2 separate regions of the Homo sapiens genome follow, and region 2 is linked to region 1. Evidence: chromatin contacts called from ENCODE Hi-C data. All regions are on one chromosome and are shown on one strand. Each heading gives the region's core, a stretch centred on a gene start or an enhancer-like site at or near the end of the contact. The rest is flanking DNA. Distances are from core to core; before and after follow the strand shown. Region 1 holds the start of EML5 (EMAP like 5). Region 2 holds the start of MOAP1 (modulator of apoptosis 1).

Evidence for each region. Hi-C counts contacts between places; a loop is a spot of excess contacts on that map. Pooled maps may share reads with other maps.
Region 2: a map of CD8-positive, alpha-beta T cell shows a loop between it and region 1 (14-fold over the local background). The contact joins the promoter of MOAP1 here to the promoter of EML5 in region 1. A Hi-C loop is called at or near these places in 2 of 168 maps with a recorded cell type or tissue (CD4-positive, alpha-beta memory T cell and CD8-positive, alpha-beta T cell) and 5 of 50 pooled maps.

Annotation. Positions count from the first base shown.
Region 1 is chr14:88,791,558-88,794,504 of GRCh38, reverse strand. It overlaps EML5 (EMAP like 5), which reads left to right and starts at 1,552. Exons shown (of 44, transcript NM_183387.3): 1 at 1,552-2,198. The coding sequence starts at 2,002. RefSeq lists silencers at 1,412-1,771, 1,962-2,041.
Region 2 is chr14:93,183,031-93,186,230 of GRCh38, reverse strand. MOAP1 (modulator of apoptosis 1) reads left to right here and starts at 1,334. Exons shown (of 3, transcript NM_022151.5): 1 at 1,334-1,421; 2 at 1,518-1,672; 3 at 1,869-3,200. The coding sequence starts at 1,989. The coding sequence ends at 3,044. LYSET (lysosomal enzyme trafficking factor) reads right to left here and starts at 914. Exons shown (of 2, transcript NM_001098621.4): 1 at 746-914. The coding sequence starts at 825.

The sequences.
Region 1 (2,947 bases), core at 303-2,802:
CCCTACATGGGCCTTAGAGCCACTTCTCAGGCCTGATTTCTTTGTTTATTTGCAGCAGCTGCCAGAAAGCTATTCCTCTTTTTCAGATTCTGCCCAGAATGGAAACTCTTTCAGAGTTTACTTTTCATGACATCTATGTAAATTCCTTTCAGATGGCCTTTATTTCCTGCATGTAAACTGCTTGCAGATTAGAAGTCATAATCAAAGACGAAACGGTAATCCTGTCTCAAGTTAGTAACTGGCATCTTTGAGGAAGTAGACATTGGATAACATCTATTCCAATATATCTGTACCACACAGGAGTCAACCCCTTTTGGAGTCATATTTCTTGAAACGATGGTAGTTTATTTTAGCTTTTGTCAGATTTCTGTCTTGGTATTTCCTATGGAAATCAAACAGTAATTTTTAGACAATAAGGGTTCATATTGGTATATCCTGAATTAGTATTTTTTTGTTGTAAATCTTGTGGCCATCCTGAACTTAACACTTTTTAAATTGTGGATTTCCAATTATTTTTAGAGGTATTGATAAATCTTGTTCATATTCCTGTGAGAAGAGGACACAACTGAGTAGGAGGGGAAATGACATAGTCAGGAATTGATTGTTCCCAATACTTTTATTACAGGAGTTTTCTACAGGATCACAATTGAATTTATTTAATTAAGAGTAACTGTTGGTGATGTCCCAGTCATTTTTAAAAAAATCGAAGTACAATTTTTTTTTTTTTTGCTATTCGGAAATCAGATCTCACATGTCAGTTTACCATCTAAAGTCTACCTTCAGCTTTGCGGTCACTTAAGAAAACATACACTTAGGACCAGGAGCAGTGGATTGGGCCTGTAATCCCAGCGCTTTGGGAGGCCTGAGGCAGAAGAACTGCTGAAGGTCAGGAGGTGGAGACCAGCCTGGGCAACACAGCAAGACCCCCGCCTCTACAAAATAAACTTAAAAACAAAGCAAAACATTTGCCGGGCATAGTGGTACGCAACTGTACTCCTTACTACTCCGGAGACTGAGGCGGGAGGATCGCTGGAGCCCAGGAGTTGGAGGCTACAGTGAGCTGAGACTGCGCCACTCCACTCCAGCCTGGGCGACAGAGCGAGGCTCTGTTTCTAAAAATAATAATTTAAAAGCACATTTAGGAAGCTCGGCATCATTCCAATGTCTGGGTCCGAAAGCACTATAAGGCAGCAAGACACACAAGGTATCAAGCGTAAAAAAGAGAATTTAGCATCCCGGTGTGGATTTTCCCAGGCAAAAACGTGGCCTACGCTGGGTGCAGGGACCGTGCGGAACCGGCAGGTGCTTCCCGGTTGAGGACGCAAAGCAGCGGGAGCCCGGGGTCGCCGAGGGTCCGCCTGGGCTTAAGCAGCTCAACGAGGGAGGGCTCACCGGCCCGCGCACTTGCAGAGACGCGGTCCCAGCGACTCCGCAACTAGACCGTGGCCCCGCGAACTCCAGCCTCTTCTCGGCTCCGGGAGGGGCGGAGTGAGCGCGGGAGGGGGCGGGGCCACGCAAGGCCGCGCGCCCGCCGCTCGGCTCGGCTCGGCTCGGCTCGCTCGGTTTCGGGGTGCGCGGCGCGGGTCCGCCAGGCTGTGGCTACAAAGCCGCGGCGGGGCGCGAGCGCCGCAGGTGACCGGGGCTGGGAGCTGCGTGCGCGGGCGGCGGCTGAGGAGCTGGAGGCGGGCCCTCGCTCTCGGCCCAGGCGCTACGGGCTGAGGAGACTAGGCGAGCCGAGGCGGGCGAAGGGCTCTGGGCATCCACTTGACAGCCGGCGGCGCTCGCGGCCCTCAGCATGTTCCGCGAGGCGAGGGTTTTCCTCCCGCCTGTGGGCTGAGGCGGCGGCGGCCCCCGAAACGAGATGCACCTGACGGGCGCGGCTTAGAGGACGCGGCTGGCGGGAAGTCCCGGCAGCCAGCGGGAGGGCTTTCGTTGCCGGGCCGCCGCCGCCTCCCGTCGCCGCCGCGGGCCCGAGCGGGAGCGGCGGGTGGGCGCCCCGACATGGCGGCCCGGAGCGCCCCGAGCTGCCACCTGCGGCTCGAGTGGGTGTACGGCTACCGGGGCCACCAGTGCCGCAACAACCTCTACTACACTGCGGCCAAGGAGATCGTATACTTCGTGGCGGGGGTCGGCGTGGTGTACAGCCCGCGGGAGCACAGGCAGAAGTTCTACCGGGGCCACAGCGACGACATCATCAGGTACCGGGGAGCGGGGGCCGCCGCCGTCACCCTGCAAGCCGCTCCCGGAGTTTGCACCCGCGGGTTCCTCTGGACGCCGTGACCGCTCCTGCACGGAGCATCACCCCGAGGGGAATCCGCAGCTGTCTCTCTGGTCCCGAGTCCACCAGTTAACACCCTACAAATGCCTTTCCCCTCTTCCTCGTCTAGGGACTCTCTCTCGGGTCCGTGCAGGAAGATCAGGTCCGCGGATCCACCGGGCACCCGGTTTGACGGCTTTGTCCCCTTTCCCACTCCATCACAATTACGAAAACTGCGAAAAGGTTATTTTGGTGGCACTTTATTCCGTTAGATCCTGTGAGAAATTTCTTATTAAACGCATTCTTAAAGCACCCGGGGTGGGGGGAAACCCTTTACCTAATAAAGGACTGATGGAAGCACAGCAAGCGGTGGGCTGCTCCCGGGGAGCGCGCCCAGGGTGGCGTCCTGAAGGGCTCTCACCTCCTGGCCGTAATTATTAGTTCAGGTTTCACCGCCTGCTATAATCAGCAGAAACCCCAGGCAACCTCCAGGCAATTCACTGGATGTTAAAATGTGCACACCTGAAGGCAATTTAAGGTAGGTCTTATCTGAAGAGGCTGCTGAAAACTTCACTGATTTCCAGTTCTCTTCATCTTCATTAAAATACTCCTAAATAAGCTACTTTTGTATTTTCTTAAAATTAAATCGCTATTGGGGGGCTATTTTTAGTCTTCCTTGGACAATAACTC
Region 2 (3,200 bases), core at 85-2,584, 4.4 Mb before region 1:
GGTCTAGTAATGCTGTCACGGCAACTACTCCAAATGTACTTGCTTTATCTCCAAGAATTCTAGGCCGGGCGCGGTGGCTCGCGCCTGTAATCCCAGCACTTTGGGAGGCTGAGGCGGGTGGATCACGAGGTCAGGTGATAGAGACCATCCTGGCTAACATGGTGAAATCCCGTCTCTACTAAAAATACAAAAAAAATAGCCGGGCGTGGTGGCGGGCACCTGTAGTCCCAGCTACTCGGGAGGCTGAGGCAGGAGAATGGCGTGAACCCAGGAGGCAGAGCTTGCAGAGAGCCGAGATCACGCCACTGCACTCCAGCCTGGGCGACAGAGCGAGACTCTGTCTAATTAAAAAAAAAAAAAAAGAATTCTAAAATATCCCACTAACACACTTAAGATTTAAAATAATTAAATTAAACACCTATTAAGAAATGTAAAACTTACAGGTTGTTTTGTGTAATACTTACAATCAAGTAAAACAACACACACAAAAAAACAAAAAACCATTGATTTCAGTATATACTGAGTTCTGCTTTTTAACGGGAATCCCTCAGAATAAATCACTGCATCCTACTTAAACAGGTCCATAATACCCGCCCTCCAGAAACTGGAATTAAACTAGTTTCTCACAGCACATTTCACTTTGACAGGTGAAACACTTTCTGGCATAACAGTACTGCTTCAGACGTGAACGCGGGGTGCTACAAGTCAAGCCCCCAAGTTAAGACAGTAACTCCTAAGCACTTACAATGGTCCCGAAAATCTTCCTGTTCCCACGGCAAGCGTTAAAGAGTCACTCAGCTCTGAATAATCGGGTGGCTTTGGCATTTCAGAGAAAGCCAACATAAAATAAATCCCCTGGGTCACCCGGCTAGGAGAAAGGTGAGCGCCGCCAGCCTGGAGCACCAGCTACTAGTGATTAAGAACGGCGTGACTGCGGCGGGTCACGCGCGGCCCGGCCCCCGTCGCCGCCGCCGGAGACCCGCTCTGAGAACCTGACCCGGCAGGGAGGCGTCCCCGCCACTTGGGCCTCCGGGCGGCCGGCCCCGCCCCCTGCCGCGCTGCAGCGCCGGCACGCCGCGACCAAGGCTGCGCAGGCGGCGCCAGGCCCGGGCCTCGCCGCCTTGCAGCGCCGCGAGCCCAGCGCCCGTCAGCGGTCGCCGGCGGAGCCTGCTTGCAAAGCTGAGGTCCCGGATCTCACCTTCCTGTCCCGTGGTGGCCAGCCCGCCCGCCGTCCCGGATGCCGCCGCAGTCGGAGCTTCCGGCTCGGGCCGGAAGCGCGCGCGCCCCGCCCCCGAGGCCCGCCCCTCATGACGTCAGATCGCCCCCGCCCGCCGCGCAGCTTCCCCGAGCGAGACCAAAACAGGTGGAATCCGGGCTGGAGCCGGAGCTCCGGCGGCGCGGGTGGCGGCACGTCCCTCCAGGTGGGTGGCTCTCTGGGTCTGGCGACTCAGCGCTCCTCAGCCTTGCCCCCTGGTGCCCGCTCGCGACTGTCATCGCCCCATCACTTCTCGTTGCAGACAGTACCACAGGCACCTGGAGTACCGGCATCGGTCGCTGTGGCCCCCGAGTGTCCGTCAGAGCCTAGGGGAGCCTGCCCTCCCGCGCCTCGTCGGGGCCCGGCCAGGCACCTTGGCCGCCGGCGCACGGACGCGGGCACGAGCACTAGATCACGGTGAGTGGAAGCGGGCCCGACGCGGCCCTGCAGGCCCGACATCCGCCAGGCACCAGGGCTGGGAGGGGTGAGGGGCGCGCGCCGCAGTGCGGCTGCCCTGGCGTCGCCGCTGGGGGCAGGGCGCGCGGGGCTTGGGGCCTGCACGCTTGCCCTGGACGTTGGCACCTTTAGCTAACCTGTCTGCTCTGTCTTGCAGGCTGCTGGACCTCGGCACGTTGACAAGATTTCTCTGGGGTACCGCGGAGGATTACTTTGAATTTCGGTGGTCGCCTGTGGTCTGGCATATTTAGAACTTAAGTCTATTATTTCGGGCACCATGACTTTGAGGCTTTTAGAAGACTGGTGCAGGGGGATGGACATGAACCCTCGGAAAGCGCTATTGATTGCCGGCATCTCCCAGAGCTGCAGTGTGGCAGAAATCGAGGAGGCTCTGCAGGCTGGTTTAGCTCCCTTGGGGGAGTACAGACTGCTTGGAAGGATGTTCAGGAGGGATGAGAACAGGAAAGTAGCCTTAGTAGGGCTTACTGCGGAGACTAGTCACGCCCTGGTCCCTAAGGAGATACCGGGAAAAGGGGGTATCTGGAGAGTGATCTTTAAGCCCCCTGACCCAGATAATACATTTTTAAGCAGATTAAATGAATTTTTAGCGGGAGAGGGCATGACAGTGGGTGAGTTGAGCAGAGCTCTTGGACATGAAAATGGCTCCTTAGACCCAGAGCAGGGCATGATCCCGGAAATGTGGGCCCCTATGTTGGCACAGGCATTAGAGGCTCTTCAGCCTGCCCTGCAATGCTTGAAGTATAAAAAGCTGAGAGTGTTCTCGGGCAGGGAGTCTCCAGAACCAGGAGAAGAAGAATTTGGACGCTGGATGTTTCATACTACTCAGATGATAAAGGCGTGGCAGGTGCCAGATGTAGAGAAGAGAAGGCGATTGCTAGAGAGCCTTCGAGGCCCAGCACTTGATGTTATTCGTGTCCTCAAGATAAACAATCCTTTAATTACTGTCGATGAATGTCTGCAGGCTCTTGAGGAGGTATTTGGGGTTACAGATAATCCTAGGGAGTTGCAGGTCAAATATCTAACCACTTACCAGAAGGATGAGGAAAAGTTGTCGGCTTATGTACTAAGGCTGGAGCCTTTGTTACAGAAGCTGGTACAGAGAGGAGCAATTGAGAGAGATGCTGTGAATCAGGCCCGCCTAGACCAAGTCATTGCTGGGGCAGTCCACAAAACAATTCGCAGAGAGCTTAATCTGCCAGAGGATGGCCCAGCCCCTGGTTTCTTGCAGTTATTGGTACTAATAAAGGATTATGAGGCAGCTGAGGAGGAGGAGGCCCTTCTCCAGGCAATATTGGAAGGTAATTTCACCTGAGTCTCAGGGAACCACGAAGGGATATGGCAATGAGTAGAGCATGAAGGTAGAACAGTCTATATACTCTTGTGACACATACAATCCCTACCTTGTGCTGCCAAGTAACTCATTTTTGTGCAATTCTCAGTATAAGCCCTTTGTCGTTTCTGTGCCTAT